Regions from separate parts of the Homo sapiens genome. Here regions 1 and 2 are each linked to region 3. The links are chromatin loops, found by intact Hi-C in ENCODE. Cell type or tissue: endothelial cell of umbilical vein. All regions are shown on one strand. Region 1 overlaps DLL4 (delta like canonical Notch ligand 4). Region 2 overlaps SPINT1 (serine peptidase inhibitor, Kunitz type 1). Region 3 overlaps EXD1 (exonuclease 3'-5' domain containing 1).

Region 1 (8,000 bases), 240 kb before region 3:
GCCAAGGGTGCCAGGCCTAACTGGGGCACTCAGGGCAGTGTGTTGGAAATTCCACTGAGGGGGAAATCAGGTGCTGCGGCCGCCTGGGCCCTTTCCTCCCTCAAGCCCATCTCCACAACCTCGAGCCTGGGCTCTGGTCCACTACTGCCCCAGACCACCCTCAAAGCTGGTCTTCAGAAATCAATAATATGAGTTTTTATTTTGTTTTTTTTTTTTTTTTTGTAGTTTATTTTGGAGTCTAGTATTTCAATAATTTAAGAATCAGAAGCACTGACCTTTCTACATTTTATAACATTATTTTGTATATAATGTGTATTTATAATATGAAACAGATGTGTACAGGAGTTTATTACTTATTGGGTCCTGTCTTTGTGATGGTACCCCTGCCCTCTCACCCAAAAAACTCTAAACTCCCTTCTACTGCTGCCATGTGCCCCGCCGGAACCCCTGGGACCCGTGCAGACACTTGGATTTGGCATGTCGTACCCCAGGCCCTTGTCTTCTTCCATTCGTTGAGGAGCCGAGCCTCACCCATCTAGTCCCCAGCCTCAGCCAGCCTTCCTTGCCTGCTGACTTTGAGTTGGTACAGTGCCCCCTTCCCTCTTTATGCCCTCACCATTCCTGGGGCATGTTCCTCCTGACCTGAATCACTTCTTCCTTCCTCTCTTCAAGCCTGAAAAAGCTTATGGGGCTCCCTAGTTCTGCCTGTTTTTCTCATATTCAAAAGGATTCTCTTGGCCGGGAGCGGTGGCTCACGCCTATAATCCCAGCACTTTGGGAGGTCAAGGCGGGCAGATCACGAGGTCAAGAGATCGAGACCATCCTGGCTAATAGGGTGAAACCCCGTCTCTACTAAAAATACAAAAAATTAGCCCAGTGTGGTGGCGGGTGCCTGTAGTCCCAGCTACTCGGGAGGCTGAGGCAGGAGAATGGCATGAACCCAGGAGGTGGAGCTTGCAGTGAGCCAAGATAGCGCAACTGCACTCCAGCCTGGGCGACAGAGCGAGACTCCATCTCAAAAAAAAAAAAAAAAAAAAAAGCATTCTCTCGTCGGTGGATGGGATAGGGCCTCTGCACCCTGGTGACATCTGAGTCCTTCCTCCTGCTGTTGCAGGGTGCCTGGCTCTTTTCTTAGCCCCAGCAGGGTACAGGTCTCAGGAGACAGGGCAGGAGGGAGGTTTGCCTTGTTTTTCCTCTTTGTAGCAGACAAGAGCGCTGAGAGTCTGAGCACCTTGTCTGCCCAGGGCTGCTAGAATTTATTGAAGACTGCAAAGACAGGGAGAAAGGGGAGGAGGAGGTAGCCTTCCCTGAGTCCAGGTTTCTCTTGCTGAGGCACTAATGAGGGGGTTTCCAGTCTCACTAGGAGTTTCATGCCTAGCTTCCTCTAAGGCACAGGATAGTCCCTAGGGTGCCACAGCCCTCTCTATAGCCGAAAATATGCTCCTCCATGGAGAGCAAATTATGAAAAAATGAGCCACTGACAAAAAGCTGAGCAGATGCTCCCAGCTCTCAGCCTGTCCACAGTAAAGCAAAATAGACCCATTAGATGCCCTGCTCCTAATGGAGTCCAAGGGTTTGGAGTGCTACTTGCCCTCCCTTTTTTCCTCTCTCCTTGACACAGACACACCATGCCCACCCCAGACCTGGGTGCTTATGCCAGAGACACAGGAGCACGCACACGCTCCACGCCTCACTCATCGCTCCCTGTTCCCTTCACTGTACACACAGGGTATCAAACAGGAAAGCATTCAGGGAACCGTTCCCACAGCCTGAGCCGGCAGCAGGGGGAAGAACAACACGACCTCACTCTTCCTGCCCAAAATGAAACAGGAAAGCAGCTCCCAGGCCCTAGGGGTGTACGGGAGGGGGGAACTGGGCTGGGACACGAAGGCAAGATGACGAGGCTCCCATGTGGGGGACAGGTAGGACACCCGCAGCCCTGCACGTCCACAACACCAGGCTGTGACGGGCTGCACAGGCTGCCAGACTCGCAGAGAAGAGCCCCGGAGAGGAGTTGGCTGGCAAAGCTCACAGCTGCTCTGATGCACTAGATGGGGAGCTGGAGAGCCCACCAAAAAAGCTGGCTTTCTGGGGAAAGTGGGGACCCGTGGGGAACTTGGTCTGGGCAGCTCCGACCTGCAGCTCATGCCAGGCTCCACCTTTAACAACATCCCACAAGCTGGGCAGGCACTTGGGGTGTAAACAGGCCACAGCGGAGGAAGCCCCTTCTCCCCAGGATTTCCTGAGAGTCCAGCCCCTTCTGATAGGTAAGGCACCCAAGACCCTCATGATCACTTGAGTGTCCTGGGGTACAGGAGATTTCCTAGGCTTGGCAGAAAGGAGGCCAGATAATGGTTCTAGACTCACTGTGAGGTGCCTTCCACAGGTTAGCAAATGCCCACCTTTAATTTGCATGGGTATTTCACCAGGGAATTCGGAGTTTAGTAGTTCCTTAACAGCCTGGAGCCAGTGCCCTGCCTGGAGAATCAATTTGACCCCACGGTGACCTGAGGACAGCTGCTTTTCCAGGGCCCCTCGGCTGGTAGAGTCAGGGAGGGGTTGTGCAGAAGGAGAAATGACTTTATCCTGCTTGCTCAGCCAGGGTTCCTCTCCTGCCTCAGGGCCAGGGTCAGCCTGGTCAGGGGGTAGGGAAAAAAGGACAGTGGCTCCCACCTCCCCCATCCCAGGCTAGAAAAGGCCACCAGACTAAACCACGGTGGTGTGGATGCTCCATCTCTTGACTGGGACCCACAGAGCTCTCCGTAGCTTCCCTCGCCGCAGCTCTCCCAGCCTCTCCCTCTGGATCCACAGGATCAGCGGCCCCAGCCCTCCGCCCCACGTGGCTTGCTGCATTCCGGGAAGGGGGTGGAAATGATTCACTGGGGGAACTGTGACTGTCCCTTCCTCGGGCGGGGATGCGCCTGCGAGGTCCCAGCGGCCTTCCCTGGGCGGCTGCGCCCTCCCTCGCGCCCAGGGCGCCCCGAGGCCTGCGCGGCGGCGGAAGGGGCAGGTGCGCCTGCCCGCCCGGGTCAGCCCTCCACCTGCCGCCGCCGTGCCCCGCAGCTCCCGCGGCTCCCCGCCCCCCGCGCTCTTTGTTACAGCCCGACTTCCTGTTTGCGGCAGCCGACCCGGCTCACTTCCCGGGCCGGGAAGCCGCCGAAGGCCGCGAGCTTCTCGGAGGCTCCCCCGCCCGCTCGGCTCCGCCTCCTGCCTCCCCAATCTCGCTCCGGCCGCGGCCGCGGGAAGCGGAGCCGCGGGCGGGCAGGCGGGCTGGACCGCGCGGGCCCCGCTGCCCGGCACTAGAGGGCGCTGCGCGGCCGTCGGGGCTGCGCGCGGGAGGGGCCGCCGACCCCGGGAGGCTCTCTGGGGCCGCCCTTTCTCCGTTCGGGGCCGATGGGACGAAGGCGGCAGGGGGCGGCCAGACGCCCGAGCTCCCTCCGGGCTCCGAGCCCCTAAGCCGAGCGGGCAAAATGGGGAGAACCCAGTGCGGGGCTTTCCCCCAAATATCCTCCCAGTGTCCTGGGGAACAGGCCCTTTCCCCTGCCCCCGCCGTCGCAGCAGCCAGTCCCCCTCGCCACCCAACAGGCCTCCGGCCATCCTGGTCCAGAGACATCCTCAAGGGAAGAGAATGGGGTCGAGGAGGGCCGGACACCGGTGTGAGTTATGGGGCTGGAGCTCCCTTCCAGCGCCACCCCTCATTGCCGGGTGCTCTGGGACAAGTCCATCTACTTCATTCCTTCAACACTGATTAGCATTGGAGGCAGGACTTGCTGTCTGCCCAGGGCCGCTAACTATCTAGCTGCTTATCCTTAACCTCCCTGCTAACTATCTAGCTGCTTATCCTTAACCTCTCTGCGGGTAATGCCTGTTAGGCGTTGCTAGGGGGGTTGAAATGAGGATGTATGGAAGCGTTTGTGAGCAGTGTTGTAACCTCTGCTGGTGGGTTAATCCTCCTCACGCATCTCTAAGTGAGCCACTTTCTGGAGCTCCCACTGCTCCGGCCCGCATCAGCGGGGTGGGACCTAGGGAGGTTGGGGTCTAGCAGGATAGTCCCAGTGTTAGCAGCATCCAGTCCGTGGGGGTCTGCGGCAACCTCAGTTCTTGCCTCCTGAGAAGAAAGAGTTCCACCAAGGGGCATAAGGCAGAAGGAGAGACTGGGGCAATTTTTAGAGCAGGAGTGAAAGTTTATTACAACGTATTAGAGCAGGAACAAAAGGAAGTAAAGTACACTTGGAAGAGGGTCAAGTGGGCGACTTGAGAGATTCAAGTGCGCGTTTGAACTCTGATTTGGGGTTTTCTATGTTGGCGTGCATCCCCCCTCCCTGGTTCTTCCCTGAGGATGGGCGGTCCGCATGCCTGAGGCCTGCCAGCTCTTGGGAGGGGTCGCGTGTGCAGTGTGCTTACTGGAGTTGTGCACATGCTCACCTGAGGCATTTTTCCCTCAATACTCGAGCATTCCTAGAGGAAGGTCAGATACCACTTGAGCTCCGCCATTTTGCCTCCTAGTGTAATCGCTTGAGCCCACTTGCCCACCTCCTGAGATCTTGTCGGGAAGCTGCTGATCAGTTTCAGGTGTTCCTCTCTATTCAGAGACTGCCTTTCCCCGGTGCGGGCTGCAACAATTGTTATTTTAGAGAGACAGGGTAACAACCACCTGACCATCACCTGACGGTTGCCTGAGATTCCTGATGGGGGTCGAGGGCCCTCTCCTTTGCTGCTTATGCCTGTCTACTACCTACTGTTACACCAGCAGTAGCCCTAGGACCAAGCAAGGCAGCTGAGATCACAGGTTTCCGTCACCATCACTTCCATGTGCTCCTGCCTTCCAGGAGCATCACTAATCTACGTCAACCTCCTCTGATGTAGGCAGAGGTAGAAGGGAGGCCCTTGCTGTGGGAAGGGGCAGCAGGACCCCCAAGTCCTTAAGAGTCACCTTCCCTTTGGAGATCTGCCACAAGTGACTTTTTACCACCTTTCTCTGGTCTCTGGGGCATGGTACCCCTTAACACTCTGGTCAAGAGTGGGCTCAGCTTATTTCCTTCATCCCCAAAGTTTCTCTGAGGCCAGGACGCAGGGCCCAAGAAGCCAAGTGAGTCTACAGCCAGACCCTCATGATGGTAACCAGCATCACAGGAATCCGGATTTAGCAACAGGTCGGCTCTGGCGCAGAAGTGCCCCGTGTCATGGCACCCCCTGCAGGGTAGAGCCACAGCCCTGCCAGGCATGGCTAGCCTGTCTGTCTCTAGTGACCCCTCCTCCTGGTGAGGCTTGGGGTTTTGCACACCGGCACTGGCCATTTGACTTGTTGGAGGATTGCTGTCCTTTTCCCACAGTGGCAGGTGTTGGGGCAAGGCTCATGGTACTAAGCCCAGTCTGTTCCGTTTCATTCCTATACCAGCAACTGCCATCCTCAGCGCTTCCTCTTCTGTCTCTCTGGTAGAGGAGATCTGAAAGGCCCTGGACATTCTCCATTCTATTAGCAGTGGGCCCTAGGGAAGAAGGGATCCCAGTTGCTCTCATTCATTTAAAGGGCTTCACTGCCTTGGCTCCCTGTGGGCCGCAGAATCTACACCACCACCCAGGCCCCTTGTGAGCACCTTGACTTCTCCACAATGTAGGTTTTCTGAGGCTTCTCTTCTAGAGCCAGGTCCCACTACACCACAGCATTTCCATGAGATCTGAGGCTCACCCCAACCCTGTGGATCTCCTCTCTTTACAGCCCTGTCGCCCCACTGAAATGCTCCCCACTACAGCTTCTCCTCAGCCCTGCAATGGGTTGCTTCCTGTCCCCACAAATTGTACTTTTCTGTCTCCTTGGAATTGGGAGCACCACCCACCAGTCCTCTGTTGGAACCCCAGCTTCTTTCCTTCCAGGTAGACGAGGACTGAGCTCTGGATAACTGGAATACCGGCCACCCCAGAGGTGCCTGGTCAGCCGGACCTCTCCACCTCCTTGGAGGCTAGAAAATGGGCAGAAAGCCAGGTTTTTCCGCCATCCCAGGCACCCTTTTGCTAGGATATGAGTGAATCTTTACAGTCCCTGCTTTCGTGGACCAATGGCCAAGCAGCCTTCCCCACTTGGCCCTGGGTTTGGCTGGTACGCCCTGCAGAACAGCTGCCTGGGACTGTCTCTCCCTCTTCTGAGGAGGACTGTATGCAGGGATCCACTACTCCATCTGCCCCTCCTTTGGCCAGAATGTCGGTGGGACCTAGGTCCTCTTCGCACAAGACCTGAAGACCTGCAGACACACTTACCTCTCAGAGGTCCGTGGGAGGTATGGTTCCTCATAGATGGTGGATTATTTACTAATTTATTTATTTTAGCACCTTCACCCTATGCATACACAGAAAATCTCTCTTGGCTCAAGCAACTGTTTGTTCTGTCAATAGGATGTTTGTTCTGCTAATAGTGTGCTTGGGTAAGACCATTACCCATTCTGTCTCTTAGAAACATGCCTTGGCTGGGCACGATGGCTCACACCTATAATCCCAGCACTTTGGGAGGCCAAGGCAGGTGGATCGCTTGAGGCCAGGAGTTCAAGACCAGCCTGGGCAACATGGGGAGACCCCATCTCTATAAAAATACAAAACAATTAGCCGGGTGTTGTGGGATGCACCTGTAGTCCCAGCTAATCAGTAGGCTGAGGTGAGAGGATTGCTTGAGCCTGGGAGACAGAGGCTGCAGTGAGCTGAGATTGTGCCATTGCACTCCAGCCTGGGTGACAGAGCTAGATCCTGTCTCAAAAACAAACAAAAACAATTAACTGGGCATGGTGGTGCATACCTGCAGGTCTCAGCCACTTGGGAGGCTGAAGTGAGAGGATCGCTTGAACCCAGGAGATCAAGGCTGCAGTAAGCCATGATCGTGCCACTACACTCCTGCCTGGGGGACAGAGTGAGACCCTGTGTCAAACAAACAAAAAACACAGCCGGATGCAGTGGCTCACACCTGTAATCCCATCACTTTGGAAGGCCAAGGTGGACGGATCACTTGAGCGCAGAAGTTTGAGACCAGCCTGGGAAACATGACAAAACCCAGTCTCTAACAACAACAACAAAAATTAGCTGGATGGTGGCACGTGCCTGTAGTCCCAGCTACTCAGGAGGCTGAGATGGGAGAATCACTTGAGCCCGGGAGGTTGAGGCTGCAGTGAGCCGAGATTGAGACACTTCAGTTGCCTGGATGACAGAGCAAGACCCTGTCTCAAAACACTCCACATTTCTTTGGCACCCTACTTGCTAGAACAATCTGTGAATTGCATGGCGAGGATGGAGAGTGAGATAGCTGGAGATTTCCTCTACTGATCCTAAAATGCTTACCTTGATCACTCCCTCCTGACTTTGTTCTGAGCTATTTCAGAATGAGAGGTTCACTTATGGCTCTGCCTTGAATGAAACGGAAAGTGAAATTGTCTGAAGTAAAGAGAATAAGAAGTCAACATTTGCTGAGTGTTCCTATGTGACGGGTACTGCCTACGGTATTATTTCTTTCAATCTTTTTCAGACCCTGCAAGGTCAATTCTATTACCTATTCCCTCTTTACAGTTGAGAAAACCAAGAACTAAAGACACCGTGCCTAGGGTCACTCAGCTGGTACGTGGTGGAGCTGAGCTCAAATCTGAGCAAGGTGAACTTAGAGGCAATGTCTGGGAAGGCTTTTCTTTTCTTCTTTTTTTTTATGATCACAGAGAGACCACATTTTTAAAATTGACAACTGAATCTCTACGTACGTACAGTTTTGCCCAAATTATAAGTGGCTCAACAATTATATTAATGATGCAAACTCTTGAATGTTTACATAAAACTGCTGCTTTAGGTTTTGGTGCATTTTTTTTTCCTCTGGTTTTTTTTTTTTTTTTTTTTTTGAGATTGAGTCTCGCTCTCTCACCCAGGCTGGAGTGCAATGGCACGATCTTGGCTCACTGCAACCTCTGCCTCCCAGGTTCAAGTGATTCTCCTGCCTCAGCCTCCTGAGTAGCTAGCTGGGATTACAGGCATGT
Region 2 (8,000 bases), 330 kb before region 3:
CTGGGAGACCCTTGTTGGGTCTGAGACTCTGACCTTTCCTCTCTGCAGACACGAGTGGCTTTGACGAGCTCCAGCGCATCCATTTCCCCAGTGACAAAGGTGAGATCCTCCCCAGGTGCCCTGGATCAGGGCAGACGCTGACACTGCCATCCTCACTATTTCCATCCAGCAGTGCCTGAGGGGCCTGCTGGGTGTACGGGCCTGTGGGCACAAAGAGCCAGGGTGGGCTCCCCGTTCTCCAGATGGCTCAGCTTCTTCCCTGGCTGGCTCTTGGGCTTTCTTCTGTGGCTCTGTGTTTTCCAGGCATCACTCATTCTCCGAACACCTTCATAACTTCAGCCATGTCCACCACATATTGCTCAGATCTTATTTACTTAATCAGTTACTTTTTAAATGTAATATATTAAAAAGGAACTTTCACATCACTACCATAAATGGGAAGCCACTATTACTTGCCAAACATTGAAAAACAACACAAATAAATATAATAAAACAGTAAGTTTTAGCTTGCCAGGCGTGGTGGCTCACACTTATAATCCCAGCGCTTTGAGAGGCCGAGGCTGGCAGATTGCTTGAGCTCAGGAGTTCAAGACCAGCGTGGGCAATATGGCAAAACCCCATCTCTACAAAAAATACAAAAATTAGCCGGATGTGGTTGCGCGTTCCTGTACTCCCAGCTACTCAGAAGGCTGAGGTAGGAGGATCACTTGAACCTGGGAGGTAGAGACTGCAGTCAGTTGAGATGGAACCACTGCACCTCAGCCTGGGCAACAGAGTGAGACCCTGTCTCAAAACAATAATAATAATAATAAGCTCTAGCTAGTTGCTTGCCTGCCAAGGCTCAGACCCTGAGGCCCATCCTCTTTTTTAAGAAAGGTAAACCAGCCAGGCGTGGTGGCTTACACCTGGAATCCCAGCTACTAGGGAGGCTGAGGTGGGAGGATCGCTTGGCCTAGGAATTTGAGGCCAACCTGGGCAACATAGCGAGACACTGTCTTTAAAAAAAAGAGGTAAACCACCCAGTGTTGGAAAACTGAGACCGTGACCCAGTCAGAAAAGCTGAAAGAAAATTGAAATAACTATGAGTCGGCGTAGTTTACTTTTGTGCCTACAGTTATTGTCCAGGGTTTGTCTTCCCTTTTCTGGCACCACTGCAGCTGGGCCAGGTGTTTTGGGGCCTCTCAGGCCCTCCCTGAGCCATGGCAGGTGGGGAGGTGCTGGGCAGCAGCCACGTGGAGCCTAGCAGAAGGTGGCAGGGAGGCCATGGACTCGCTCACCATAGCCTACCCCATACCCCCCAGGGCACTGCGTGGACCTGCCAGACACAGGACTCTGCAAGGAGAGCATCCCGCGCTGGTACTACAACCCCTTCAGCGAACACTGCGCCCGCTTTACCTATGGTGGTTGTTACGGCAACAAGAACAACTTTGAGGAAGAGCAGCAGTGCCTCGAGTCTTGTCGCGGCATCTCCAGTGAGTGGGCCAGTGAGAGGGTGGGCATGTATGGGGGAAGGCTTAGCCAGTGGCCTCCACTCTGTCCCCAGGCCTTTGGGAGTCACCCCTCCATCCTCAGAGCGCCTGGAGTAGGAGTGGGAGAGGATGCCAGTGTGAGGTCTGGGGCACTGGGGAGCAGCTGAGTCTCTGAGCCCTCAGTACTGACTGGTCTTTCCCCTCATCATTCTGCAGAGAAGGATGTGTTTGGCCTGAGGCGGGAAATCCCCATTCCCAGCACAGGTAAGCCCTGATCTGTCCTGTAACTGAGGTTAGCATGTAGGTATCAACTCACGGATCAACTCCACCTGTTGTGACAGCCTAACCTGTGTTGAGAAGGATGCCAAGGTGGCCTATAGAGACAGAGTACCGTAATCAAATGGGGATGCCTGCCACACACGAGGGAGGGAGTACAGTAAAGTGCGTGCCGATGTCTGTCAGCAGCGTCCCAGGCTTCCCCCAAGTTAACTGCAAGGAGAGCGACTTGAGCTGAGACCTGAGGCCCACCAGAGTTCCTCTGAGCTCCTGGACAGAGCTGTTCAGCTGTTCATATGTGGGAGGTCTGAGTCGGGTGCCCATGTCCTTCCATACCTGGCATCCATTTGACTTGGTCTCTTCCATAGATTGGGGGTGGGTGTCAGAACCAGGCAGGCCCTGGGAGCCCCTTATTCTACCCCTTCTTCCCCCAGGCTCTGTGGAGATGGCTGTCGCAGTGTTCCTGGTCATCTGCATTGTGGTGGTGGTAGCCATCTTGGGTTACTGCTTCTTCAAGAACCAGAGAAAGGACTTCCACGGACACCACCACCACCCACCACCCACCCCTGCCAGCTCCACTGTCTCCACTACCGAGGACACGGAGCACCTGGTCTATAACCACACCACGCGGCCCCTCTGAGCCTGGGTCTCACCGGCTCTCACCTGGCCCTGCTTCCTGCTTGCCAAGGCAGAGGCCTGGGCTGGGAAAAACTTTGGAACCAGACTCTTGCCTGTTTCCCAGGCCCACTGTGCCTCAGAGACCAGGGCTCCAGCCCCTCTTGGAGAAGTCTCAGCTAAGCTCACGTCCTGAGAAAGCTCAAAGGTTTGGAAGGAGCAGAAAACCCTTGGGCCAGAAGTACCAGACTAGATGGACCTGCCTGCATAGGAGTTTGGAGGAAGTTGGAGTTTTGTTTCCTCTGTTCAAAGCTGCCTGTCCCTACCCCATGGTGCTAGGAAGAGGAGTGGGGTGGTGTCAGACCCTGGAGGCCCCAACCCTGTCCTCCCGAGCTCCTCTTCCATGCTGTGCGCCCAGGGCTGGGAGGAAGGACTTCCCTGTGTAGTTTGTGCTGTAAAGAGTTGCTTTTTGTTTATTTAATGCTGTGGCATGGGTGAAGAGGAGGGGAAGAGGCCTGTTTGGCCTCTCTATCCTCTCTTCCTCTTCCCCCAAGATTGAGCTCTCTGCCCTTGATCAGCCCCACCCTGGCCTAGACCAGCAGACAGAGCCAGGAGAAGCTCAGCTGCATTCCGCAGCCCCCACCCCCAAGGTTCTCCAACATCACAGCCCAGCCCGCCCACTGGGTAATAAAAGTGGTTTGTGGAGTTTCTGGCTCTGTTCTGTGGGCCAGGAGAGGGACTAGGTTGCTGGGGGGTGATGGGACCGTCCTGTTCAGCTGGTTCAGGCTTCAGCCACCCTGTTGAGCAGGTTTTCCCATCGTCTCTCTCGAAACTGGCCTGGCCCCTGACTTTGGAGAGCAGTGCCATGTTTGACCACCAGAGGGGAGGAGTGAGCGGGCCACGGGAGCCACGAGTGTGGGGAGGCTGCAGTGCTGCTGTGTAGCATTTCTTCCTGGTGTGAGCCTCTCCACAAGCCTGTTGAGTGGTTGAGCTCTCCACAATTCTGCTCATTTGGAGGTTGGGGTTAGGGGTGCACAGGCACCTTGGCTCCTACCTCCATGTTAGGGCCCAGGTGACTAGCTGTCTCCCTCCCAACAGAAGCCCTGGCTTCTGCGCTGGAGTGCAGCACCCCCAACCAGGCTCTGAGCTCCTTCCCAGGAGCCTTTAGTAGAGACACGCCACTCCAACCCACACCCCTGCATTTGTTCAAGCTACCTCCCGGTGCCAAAAAAAAAAAAAAATCATACTTTGAGCTCATTCGTTCGTTTATTCAGTGAATTACATTGAGCTCCTCTGTGCCAGACACTGCCAATCATTAGAAATTTGATACTGCTGAGAGGGGCAGAGGAAGCACTATTTAAATGCTTTACGTATCTCGAGTTGCTGGCGCTGCACACAGCCCTTGTGATGACAATACAATCATCCGCATTTTACAGGTGAAGAAACTAATTCATTGAAATTTCCTCCCCAAGGCCCTAGAGCTGAGATTGGACTGGATCCCCAGAGTTTAGTCTTACAAAAGAGGTATCGGGGTTGGTGGGGGTGGGGGGGGACTTAAAAGCAAATTTTAAGCAAGTACAACTACCATGAATGTACATATATGAAGTTATAAGTGTATAGCTCAGTGAATTTCCATAATGACACACACCTCTGAGGCAGGCACCCAGATCAAGAAGCAGAACCTTCTTAGCACGCCGGGACAGGCCTCGTTTTGATGGATAACACCTGGTTTTGGACTCGTGCTCTCATGGACCACCTCCCCATTTTGCACGCCTCAGCCTAAGCTCAAAACCCTCCCACACAACTGCAGGTGGTGGACACTCCCTGCCTCACACCCCTGTGTCTGCTAACACCACCCTGAGCCCAGAGCACCTCTTATTTCCTTTACTGCCTGTCTTCTTGCCGGATTGTGAGATCCCAGAGCCGCAGATGGCATCCAGTTGTGTCTGGGTTCCCGGCACCCCATGCTCCCTCTGTGACCTTGGTAAATCGTAGTTTAGTAAATGTTGAGTAAGCGGCAGGGGGTGGGGCTCATCCCCATTGTTCCACTTCATAGGGCACCGTGTTTTCCCTTCTAACCCCCTACTCTGACACTCGTCCATCCTTCGAGGCTCAAAACGGACTTGATCCCTACTGGGAACAACCCCCATTATCAGTTGGTTCTCAGACTCTACCCTAGTGTCCAGAACAGTGATCAACACAGAGCAAGTATTTAATAAGGGTTTGTTGGCCTGAAGTGAACATCCTCTCAGGGAGGGATAGACATCAAGTGAGAGGATGCCAGGCAAAGGGCCACCCCTAGTAACAGCTGCTTGCATGTGCAGAGGGAGTGCCCGAGGAGGTGGGAGCTCTCGGGGGTCACTAGGGGGCGCTGTGACTATGACTGGATGCCGTGTTCTTCCTGCAAGGATGTGAGGACTCAGTCTCAGGCAGGTGACAGGAGTGGAGCAATGAACGCCAAGACACAGCTCCTGCTCTCCTGGCGCTTACACTCTGGCGTGCAGGCTGCAGGGATGCAGATACGGTGACAAAACAGTCTGGTCCCCAAACTTCTCCTTATCCCTGAGACCGCCCCAGCCATCCTCTGCTCTGTGCCCACCCACATGACTCAGAACTTTGATCCCTACCTCCATGTCCTGAACAGGCAGTTTCCTCCACTTCAGAAGTCCCCTCCGCCCTGGAAAGCTCCTACTTTACCCCGTGTTCCAGCTCACGAAGCTTTCTCTGGCTCTCCAGCCAAAGTTCATTGCTGCCCTCTCCACGCACTCCTGCTCTACACAGCTCCGCTGCACGCATAAGTCCAAGCTAGTGTGTGTCTCCCTTTATCCAGACAAGACTCCTCAGGGCGCTGACCAGGTCTTAGTTATCCTAGCGTCTCCCAAGCTGGGCCCTGCTTGTGCGTACCAGGTATCTGAAAAATGGCTGCTGGAACAAAACAGAGGCCGGTCAAGTGGAGGAGATTAAGGTTAATAAGTGACTTCGTGGAGAAAGTCTAACATCAGGTGAGTGGCCCTGCACGGTGGCTCACACCTGTAATTCCAGCAGTTTGGGAGGCCGAGGTGGGTGGATCACTTGAGGTCAGGAGTTCGAGACCAGCCTGGCCAACATGGTGAAACCCCGTCTCTACTAAAAATACAAAAATTAGCCGGGTGTGGTGGCACACACCTATAATCCCAGCTACTTGGGAGGTTGAGGCAGGAGAATCACTTGAACCCGGGAAGTGGAGGTTGTAGTGAACCAAGATGGCACCACTGCACTCCAGCCTGGGTGACAGAGTGAGACTCCATCTTAAAAAAATAAAATTAAATTAAAAAAAAAACTAGGTGAGTAGGGGTCTCCAAGAGATTCTTGCACACGTATGTACATAGCATTATTCACAATAGCTAAAACATGGAATCAACCTGAGTGCCTATCAACAGATGAATGGATAAGCAAAATGGAGTACACACAATATACACGGTGGAATAATATTCAGCCTTAAAAAGGATGTTCTAACATATGCTACAACACAGATGAACCTTCAGGACATCTATATTATGCTAAGTGAAATCAGCCAGTCACAAAAAGACAAGTATGATTCTACTCATCTGAAATGCTTAGAGTAGTCAAAATCAAAGAGACAGTAGAATGATGGTTGCTGGGAAAAGGAAAATAGAGAATTATTGCTTAATGGGTACAGAGTTCCAGTTTTGTAAAAGGAAAAGGCTCAGGAGATGGATGGTGGTGATGGTTGCACAACAATGTGAATGTACTTAGTGCCACTAAACCATATACTTTAAAATGGTTAAGATAGTAAATTTTACATTATATGTATTTTATCACAATAAAAAAAGATTGGAAAAAAATAAGATGAGCAGATGGGTGTGGGTGTTCCATGCATAACAAAATCACACTGAGCAAAAGCTGGGCAGTGGAGATCCTGGGTTTTGTTTGGGAATCACAAGCTGCTCAGTTTGGAAGCAGGGAGGTGGAAGCTGGGAGTTTGGTGGGTGGAGGGGATTTAAGCAGGGGAAAGGAGTGATCTGAACTTTAAAGAGTGGGCCGGGCGCGGTGGCTCATGCCTGTAATCCCAGCACTTTGGGAGGCCAAGGTGGGTGGATTACCAGAGGTTGGGAGTTCGAGACAAGCCTGACCAACATGGAGAAACCCCGTCTCTACTAAAAGTACAAAATTAGCTGAGCATGGTGGCACATGCCTGTAATCCCAGCTACTCGGGAGGCTGAGGCAAGAGAATTGCTTGAACCCGGGAGGCAGAGTTTGCAGTGAGCTGAGATCATGCCACTGAACTCCAACCTGGGCAACAGAGCAAGACTCCATCTCAAAAAAAAAAAAAAAAAAAAAAGGAGTGGGCAGATAAGCAGGCTACATCACCAGAGGTCACAGCACAGGGAGAGGGACAGAGGGAGGAAGCAACACCAAGTAAATTAGGCGAGGGAACCTGTGTGAAGCACATAGCAGATCTCTGGTGAAGGCTAGTCAAAGGTTGCACACTGGCAGCCTACAATCATGCTTTGACTCAAACAATCGTTTAGTTTCTTTAATTTAGTTGCCAACATTTAAGGAGTCAGAAGTCTTCATTGAAAAAAAAAATCCATATTGCTAGCTTCTTGTGAGAACTCTGGGGACCTAGCAATCCAGGCACAGAGTTCAGGGTCCTCTTTAGCTGGGCAGGCATTAACCCATTCACAGTCCTCCCCCACCCCACCCAGCATTAGGTGCTTGCCTGGGACTTCTAGGCATTCGCCTCTGGAACCCCCAGCATCTTTTTTTTTTTTTTCTGAGACAGAGTTTCGCTTTTGTTGCTCAGGCTGGAGTGCAATGGCACAATCTAGGTTCACTGCAACCTCGGCCTATCGGGTTCTAGCAATTCTCCTGCCTCAGCCTCAGCCTCCAGAGTAGCTGGAATTACAGGCATGTGCCACTACGCCCAGATAATTTTTGTATTTTTTAGTAGAGATGGGGTTTATCAATGTTGGTCAGGCTGGTCTCGAACTCCTGATCTCAGGTCATCCGCCCTCCTCGGCCTCCCAAAGTGCTAGGATTATAGGCGTGAGCCACCACGCCCGGCCTAGAACCCCCAGCATCTTGTCCCTTACAACGCATCTTGCCTTCCCTATATTGGGTAGTTGTCTCCAAAATTTATTGGTCCCAACAGTTCAGGTAAACACTCACAAAAACTGGGTGGTTTCTCCCAAACCCATCCCTGCCCACTAAAATAAACAGCCCTGAATGAGGAGTGGTTTGCCCTATTGCACAAGACCACTCCCTTCCCCACCCAACCACAGCAGGACTAAAGCCTGGGAAGGTACCTTTAAGCTCCCCCGGGGAGAGATTCTTGTTAATAGCTCCACCTGGAAGTCCTAAACCCGGAAGCCCGGGGGTTTCCTAAGCCTTCCCACAGGCTCTCTGAGGGCTTGCCTCTCCTTCCCCACCTGCAGTGGCTCCCAGAGTTTGTATCAGAGGAGCCCAGAACCAGGGAGACTAAGAAAACAGACTGGGGAAGAAATAAAGACACCGCTTGTAGTGGAGTTTTTTGTTGTGGTGGTTTTTTCAAGGCTACATGTTTAGGAAAAAAAAAAAAAAAACTAAAAAAGGGTGTTAACCCAAATGACCATAGTGTTGTCTCTCACTGATACAATT
Region 3 (8,000 bases):
GAAGGATTGTATAAAGTAGGGTTGTAGTTATTTTTTCTCTTATTTTCTAAATTTTCTGTAAGTTATTTGTGTTACTTTTAAAATAAATACCCTTTTGACAAATTACCTGGCTGACTCATAGGGAGTCAATTGCACCCAGGCACCCTAGTTTACCCCAGGCCTCATCTCAGCTTGCTGCTGGGACATGCATTGTCTCAAAACAATAAGATGCTTATAGGGAATTAAAGTTCTATTGTGCCATAATTTATCAAGCTCTTAGACAGATAGGGGCAAAGCCGCTGCAGTGACTTTTCGTACTATAGCTGAAAGAACGCTGAATGGGACAAGAAGCCAAGAAACACTGGTTCTGTTTTCAGTGCTGCATTTTTGTCCAGGGTGGTCATTTAACCTCCTTTCCTTATTCCAATACTAAAAGGGTCAGATTACTTGTGAGTCGCTAATTATAGGTTATGTACAGAAAAGTCAGCCGAGTAGAGGAGATACAGAAAATTAGTGGTAGACTAGAGCAAGACTCCAAGAGTTTGGGAAGCATGGTTTATGACTTCTCAGACTAGGAAAATACAGAGTAAGTAAAGAACTCAACAGTGGTTCGAGACAAAAATGCAGGATTTCCCAAAATGTAGACAAGAAATCTGGGCAATGGCGCACAGCACTAGCAACAGGTCTTGCGTTAACAGGAATTTTTTTGGACTTTATCTAGCAAAGAACAGAAATTCATCCTAAGGTGTAACCGCACACACAGAATTTAGGTAGGCACTCCAGGCTAGAATTAAGATGTAGAGAAAAGTGCTGTTTCAGGTATAGATGAGTGTTTCACTTGAGAGAATACTGTAATGAAGCCCAAAGGCTCATTTAGTTTGGGGAGTCTAGTAGTTATCAAACACACTGTCCAGTAGAACTTTTTTTTTCTCTTTTTTTTTTCTGAGACATTATCTCGCTCTGTCGCCCAGGCTGGAGTCCAGTGGTGCAATCTTGGCTCACTGCAACCTCCGCCTCCCGGGTTCAAGCGATTCTCCCGCCTCCGCCTCCTGAATAGCTGGGACTACAGGTGCGCGCCACCACGCCGGGCTAATTTTTTTTTTTTTTAGATGGAGTTTCGCTCTTGTCACCCAGACTGGAGTGCAGTAGCATGATCTTGGCTCACTGCAACCTCCGCCTCCCTGGTTCAAATGATTCTCTCACCTCAGTTTCCCGAGTAGTTGGGATTACAGGCACCTGCCAGCATACCTGGCTAATTTTTGTATTTTTAGTAGACAGAGGGTTTCACCATGTTGGCCAGGCTGGTCTCAAAGTCCTGACCTCAATTGATCCACCTGCCTCAGCCTCCCAAAGTGCTGGGATTACAGACGTGAGCCACTGTGCCTGGCTTTTTTTTTTTTTGCTACAGAGTCTCAGTCTGTTGCCCGGGCTGGAGTGCAGTGGTGCGATGTCAGCTCATTGCAACCTCCACCTCTCAAGTTCAAGTGTTTCTCCTGCCTCAGCCTCCCAAGTAACTGGGATTACTTGTGCGCTATCACGCCTGACTAATTTTTGTATTTTTTGTAGAGACAGAGTTTCACCATGTTGGCCAGGCTGGTCTCCAACTCCTGACTTCAGGTGATTCGCCTGCCTCAGCCTCCCAAAGTGCTGGGATTACAGGCATTAGCCACCTTACCCGGCAGAAAAATCCTTTTTTTTTTTTGAGACGGAGTCTCGCTCTGTCACCCAGGCTGGAGTGCAGTGGTGTGATCTCGGCTCACTGCAACCTCTGCCTCCCAGGTTCAAGCGATTCTCCTGCCTTAGCCTCCCAAGTAGCTGGAATTACAGGCAAGTGCCACCACGCCCAGCTAATTTTTGTATTTTTAGTAGAGACAGGGTTTCACTGTCTTGGCCAGGCTGTTCTCAAACTCCTGACCTTGTGATCCACCTGCCTCGGCCTCCCAAAGTGCTGGGATTACACGCGTGAGCCACTGCGCCCAGCCTGAGGGGTAATACCTTGTACTTTTTTCTTTTTTTTTTTTTTTCAAATTGTACTTTATACCATGTATGTAAATATGTTATGAGTAGTAACTGAATGGTCTTGCAGATCACCTGAGGTCAGGAGTTCAAGACCAGCAACTGAATGGTTCTATAAGAAGCTAAATGAAGTTCAAGAATTTTACAGGAATCCATGCCTTTTGCAGAGTAAACCTAGACTGACCACATACCGGGCTCAATCTGAAGATGCATTCACCAAAGATGAACCAGTAACTACTTTGGCCCCAAGTGACTTTCTAATCTAAGTATAAGGTGAGACAACGCAACTGCAGGGCTGAGCCAACTGCCCTCAGGCCTGCCTTAATCTTAACCTCAGACTAGATCTGGGCTCTGGAGTTCGGAAAGGCAAAAAAATTCTTTCAGTGGCAGTCAGAATCAACTAGTGCAGACAAGGATGCTCCTGATCTTAGATTGTTCCTAAGAGCAAAAAGAATAACAGAGTCGAATCACAGATTTATAAACTGGACTCTGGACCTAGAAATCCAGACATTTCTTTCCACCCTGACCCAATTAAGAAAAGTGAGAGATTGTTTTTTTAAGTAGAGTATGACAAAACAGGTTTATTGGTTATTTTACACAAAAGAATGTTAGCAATTTGCAAGCATTCAATACTTTAAAAGGCTCAATACAAGCTGCCTTCCTTTCACCCTAAGAAAGTATACTAACTCCAGGCAAATAGAATGGAGTCAGGCTTCAAGTTTATATAACAGACAGACTAAAAAGAAACCCAGGGTCCCTGCTTTGTTAGGAAAATGGACAAAACCAGCTAAAAATAAAGGAAATAAAAACAAATTAAAATAAAGATATTGGCTGGGCACCGTGCCTCACACCTGTAATCCCAGCACTTTGGAAGCCAAAGGCAGGTGGACCACAAGGTCAGTCAGGAGTTCGAGACCAGCCTGGCCAACATGGTGAAACCCCATCTCTACTAAAAATACAAAAATTAGCCGGGCGTGGTGGCACGCACCTGTAATCCCAGCTACTCAGGAGGCTGAGGCAGGAGAATTGCTTGAACCCGGGAGGCGGAGGTTGCAGTGAGCAGAGATTACACCACTACACTCCAGCCTGGGTGACAGAGTGAGACTCCATCAAAAAACAAATAAAACAAAAATTAAATTATTGATTCCTATAACATTATTTGCCTAAGAGACAGACAAAACATTCAACATTCAAACATAAAGTTAATATTATATTTTAAAAAGGAAAAAAGTGGTTACTCTGGGCACACTGCCTATGGTGTAGCCCTGCTCCACAAGGAGCGGTAAAAAAAAATAAATAAAACAAATAAATAAAAAGGAAAAAAGTACTGGTAAAGTTATCAGGTACCAATTTTTTAAATGAATTGTTAATAGTTTTACCAGGTCTCTTCAAAGGAATCCAAAAGTCAAGAAGCAAAACAAAATTTGAAAATGATGGAGTCTTCCTGATACTAAGCCCAAGATTCTTCCTTTCTTCAAATCCTCTAAACCCAAATTATGAAAAATAATGCACTCTGGTCACTGAGAACATTTCTACACAGTGACATAATCAGAAATTATACTTCTTCCATTATTTAACTTATTCATTCTCATTCTCCGCATACCAGGAACACAGGAGTAAGCAAGAGGATATAATTTTCCCCTGTGACTGAAGCATTACTACATTTACAACATGAGAAACCTGGGCACTGTGGAAAGCCCTGATGGCAAAGGAAATAAGCCATCTGTATGGCCTTAAGAACAAACTGCCCATCTCTAGGGCAGATTTAGAAAAGGACTTATCCAGGAATCGATCTTCTCCAAGGCTGGACAGGGAGGGAGTGTGGAAACCACAGTCTTTCTGATAGGATAAAAAGTGTCACTTGGAGACACTCTGGTTTCCTGAGGAAAGGAAGACATTGAAACAGCCTGTTTTGTGCATTTTAAATCTTCCTTGTTTTCCACCATCAATAACTGTTCTGTCTCCTCTTTCAAAGATAAACTTGCCTGAAACTCATGTTTGGGTGTCATAAAGTGTTCTTTCTGAGTTATTCTCTGGTCCTCTGACCCCTTTGACTTTGTGCAAATGAGTTTGTTACTGGAATCCTCACTGGTTTCCCCTTCCTCTGTGGGAGGTAGATGTTGAGGATTTGTAGCTTGTTTATTCAAAGATTCTTCTTTCAGTAAATTCACATCCCCGTGAAAGTCTTGAGATGTAAAACTTGGAGCTTTATCTATCCTAAAATTTTTACCAAATAAGAAGCCTTTGACTTTCTCCTCTTTCCCTGCTGTCTCTGTCACTAATTTCTTTGGCTGTAGCACTGTCCTTATCAGGAGTCCCTGTGCATTCACCCTATATTCTCTTGCAGCTTTCTCCCTGCGCTGCTTCTGGAAGTCCTTGAGTTGAAGCAGTTCCTCTGGCAGCTCCATACATGTAGGCTAAGAAGAGAAAGCGAACACAAGTTTATTATAACTAAACTTCTGAATATGGTACTTAAAATCACTTTTTTTTTTTTTTGAGATGGAGTCTCGCTCTGTCGCCCAGGCTGAAGTGCAGTGGCACGATCTCGGCTCACTGCAAGCTCTGCCTCCTGGGTTCAGGCCATTCTCCTGCCTCAGCCTCCCAAGTAGCTGGGACTACAGGCGCCTGCCACCACGCCCAGCTAATTTTTTTTCTATTGTTAGTAGAGACAGAGTTTCACTGCGTTAGCCAAGATGGTCTCGATCTCCTGACCTCGTGATCCACCTGCCTCGGCCTCCCAAAGTGCTGGGATTACAGTCGTGAGCCATAGTGCCCGGCCTGAAATCACTTCTGTTGTACCAAATGGTAATTGGTAAATGAGAGTCTATTCAAATGTGTTCATATAGCACCCTCTGGTGTCTTCAATTATAGTAGTATCATTTTTCTAGTAATTTCAATATTTTGAAAAGGCAGTGAATCCATAGGGCTGTGTGTCTCTGTGTGTATGCACGTATGTATAAAGACTATACAGGAAAAGTTAGTCTCCCTTCCAGCCTGGCCTCAGCTGCGTTAGCAGGTACATCTTCTTAGAGCAGTTTCTTGTGTTATCTCCCAAAGATAGTCTACTCATGTATGATCATATACATATTTTTTCATTGGATTACATTTTTATTTTCCTCCAAATTTTTATTTTGTTATCTCTTTCAGGTTTTGGGAAGTTTTTTGTTTTGTTTTGTTTTGATTTTTTTAGACAGGGTCTTGCTCTGTTGCCTTGGCTGGAGTGCAATGGTGTGATCATGGCTCACTGTAACCTATAACACCTGGCCTTTAGTGATCCTCCTGCCTCAGCCTCCTGGGTAGCTGGAAGCACAGGTGCATGCCACCATGCCTTGCTAATTTTTGTGGGGTTTTTTTTGAGACAGGGCCTTGCTCTGTCACCCAGGCTGAAGTACAGTGGTGTGATCATGGCTTACTGCAATCTCCACCTCCTGGGCTCAAGCAATCCTCCCACGTCAGCCTCCCCCACTCAGAGGAGCTGCAACTTCAGGTGTGTGCCACCACGCCTGGCTAATATTTAATTTTTTTGTAGAGACAGGGTTTCACTATGCTGGCCAGGCTGGTCTTGAATCCCTGGGCTCAAGTGATCCTCCCACCTCAGCCTCCCAAAGTGCTGGGATTATAAGCATGAGCCACCACACCCGGCATCCGATTATATTTTTTAGCTGCTTGTATGGATATCAAAAATCTAGTAATTTTTACATTTGTACCCAGGCACTTTATAAATTGTCTTTTTGTTTGTGGTAGTCTTTTTCAGTTGTTTCTCTTCAGTTTTTAGTTGTATAGCTGGCAAGTCATAATTCTGATTCCTTTTTTCAATTTCCATAGCTCATATTTTATTTTCTAATTTCACTGGCTAATAGCTTCAAAAATACTAAAATAGTGGTGATAGTCACAATTTTTGTACTGTTCCTGATATTAGTGTTCTCAAACAAATATGCAGTCTTCTCTCTTGAGATACTTTCCATATCCATGGGTTCTGCATCCATGGATTCAACCAACTGTAGATTGCAATAGTCAGGAAAAAGTGGCTCACGCCTGTAATCCCAGCACTTTGGGAGGCTGAGGTGGGTGGATCACTTGAGGTCAGGATTTCCAGACCAGTCTGACCAACATGGCCAAACCCCATCTCTACTAAAAATATAAAAATTAGCTGAGCACGGTAGCACATGCTTTTAATCCCAGCTACTCAGGAGGCTGAGGGAGGAGAATCACTTGAACTCAGGAGGTGGAGGTTGCAATGAGCCAAGATTGCACCACTGCACTCCAGCCTGGGTGATGAGCAAGACTCTGTCTCAAAAAAAAAAAAAAAAAAATCAGAAAAAAAAAGAATGGTTGCATTTGAAATGATGATGCACAAACTTTTTTTTCCATGTCATTATTCCCTAAACAATGCAATATAACAACTATTTACATAGCATTTACGTTGTATTAGCTATTATAAGTAATCTAAGAATGATTTGAAGTATAGGAGAGGATATGATAGTGAAAAATGAAAAAATGCTGCTGCACATTTCCGTATAACCTATACATATCCTCCCCTATACTTTAAATCATCCTTACATTTCATATAAGGGACATACATTTCATCCATATATTTCTTTTTTTTTTCTTTTAGGAGATGGAGTTTTGCTCTTGTTGCCCAGGCTGGAGTACAATGGTGCACTCTCGGCTCACTGCAACCTCCACCTCCTGGGTTCAAGCGATTCTTTTTTTTTTTCTTTTTTTTTTTTTTGAGATGGAGTTTCGAGCCCAGGCTGGAGTGCAATGGCGTGATCTCAGCTCACCGCAACCTCCGCCTCCCAGGTTCAAGCGATTCTCCTGCCTCAGCCTCCCGAGTAGCTGGCATTACAGGCATGCGCCACCATGCCCGGCTAATTTTGTATTTTTAGTAGAGATATGGTTTCTCTATGTTGGTCAGGCTGGTATCAAACTCCTGACCTCAGGTTATCCGCTCGCCTGGGCCTCCCAAAGTGCTGGGATTACAGGTGTGAGCCACCACACCCGGTCTGTCCAAGCAATTCTCCTGCCTCAGCCTCCCAAGTAGCTGGGATTACAGGCATGCACCACCATGCCCAGCTAATTTTTGTATTATTAGTAGAGACAGGGTTTCACCATGTTGGCCAGGCTGGTCTTGAACTCCTGACCTCAGGTGAACCACCCACCTTGGCCTCCCAAAGTGCTGGGATTACAGGCATGAGCCACTACACCCGGCTCATCCATACGTTTCATATAATCATCCATACATTTCACATAAGGGACTTGAGCATTATGGGTTTTGGTATCCATGGGGGGATGTTGGAACCAATCCCCCACAGATGCTGAGAGATGACTGTATATGTTTTATTATGTTAGAAAAGTTACCATCTATTCCAACTTTGACCAATAATGCATGTAGAGTATTATAATTTATTCAGCATTTATAAGATAATCATAACACTTTCTTGGCTCTACTGAAATGTATGATTTTGTCACACTGAACCATGCTTGCAACTAGAATCCAATGACACATTAAAAATAATAACATATATAGGGTTCATATAAAAAATGCTAGTATTAGGCCGGGTGCAGTGGCTCACGCCTTGTAAATCTAGCACTCTGGGAGGCCGAGGCGGGTGGATCACCTGAGGTCAGGAGTTCGAGACCAGTCTGACCAACATGGAGTAACCCCGTCTCTACTAAAAATACAAAATTAGCCAGGCGGGGTGGTGCATGCCTGTAATCCCAGCTAATCAGGAGGCTGAGGCAGGAGAATCGCCTGAACCCAGGAGGTGGAGTTTGTAGTGAGCCGGTATCACACCACTTCACTCCAGCCTGGGCAACAAGAGCGAAACCCCGTCTCAAAAAAAAAAAAAAAAAAAAAAGCTAGTATTTTAAGATTTTACATCAATATTCATAAGTAAAAGTGGTTTATAACAGCAACTGGCAAACTTTTCCTGTAAAGAACAAAACAGCAAATATTTTAGGCTTTGTGAGCCATAGTCTCATATACTACTTCTACTACTTTT

Evidence for each region. A loop is a pair of places that touch in the nucleus more often than their neighbours do. Peaks named below come from ENCODE experiments on the same cell type or tissue, not always from the same donor. Only the 100,000 strongest peaks of a DNase experiment are listed, where the experiment ranks them.
Region 1: it touches region 3 in a loop (8-fold over the local background); 9 of 110 quality-filtered maps call a loop at or near these places.
Region 2: a loop joins it to region 3, with 13 times the contacts of the local background. A loop is called at or near these places in 37 of 110 quality-filtered maps.

Annotation. Positions count from the first base shown.
Region 1 is chr15:40,938,730-40,946,729 of GRCh38, forward strand. DLL4 (delta like canonical Notch ligand 4) reads left to right here. Exons shown (of 11, transcript NM_019074.4): 11 at 1-344. Among named protein-coding and RNA genes, the nearest start is that of CHAC1, 11 kb to the right of the region's middle. RefSeq lists enhancers at 1-288, 1,571-1,630 and a silencer at 2,921-3,500. In endothelial cell of umbilical vein, a CTCF peak has its summit at 3,304 (motif pointing right); DNase peaks (open chromatin) are centred at 1,772, 2,862 and 3,182; H3K4me3 peaks cover 707 bases; H3K27ac peaks cover 2,914 bases.
Region 2 is chr15:40,854,591-40,862,590 of GRCh38, forward strand. SPINT1 (serine peptidase inhibitor, Kunitz type 1) reads left to right here. Exons shown (of 11, transcript NM_003710.4): 8 at 49-99; 9 at 1,302-1,472; 10 at 1,686-1,733; 11 at 2,180-3,617. The coding sequence ends at 2,385. Among named protein-coding and RNA genes, the nearest start is that of SPINT1-AS1, 14 kb to the left of the region's middle. RefSeq lists an enhancer at 3,492-3,541. In endothelial cell of umbilical vein, CTCF peaks have their summits at 3,242 (motif pointing right) and 4,717 (motif pointing right); DNase peaks (open chromatin) are centred at 3,241 and 4,761.
Region 3 is chr15:41,180,182-41,188,181 of GRCh38, forward strand. EXD1 (exonuclease 3'-5' domain containing 1) reads right to left here. Exons shown (of 12, transcript NM_001286441.2): 12 at 2,547-4,412. The coding sequence ends at 3,750. Among named protein-coding and RNA genes, the nearest start is that of EXD1, 47 kb to the right of the region's middle. RefSeq lists an enhancer at 1-525. In endothelial cell of umbilical vein, no CTCF peak of the experiment used is centred here; a DNase peak (open chromatin) is centred at 4,870.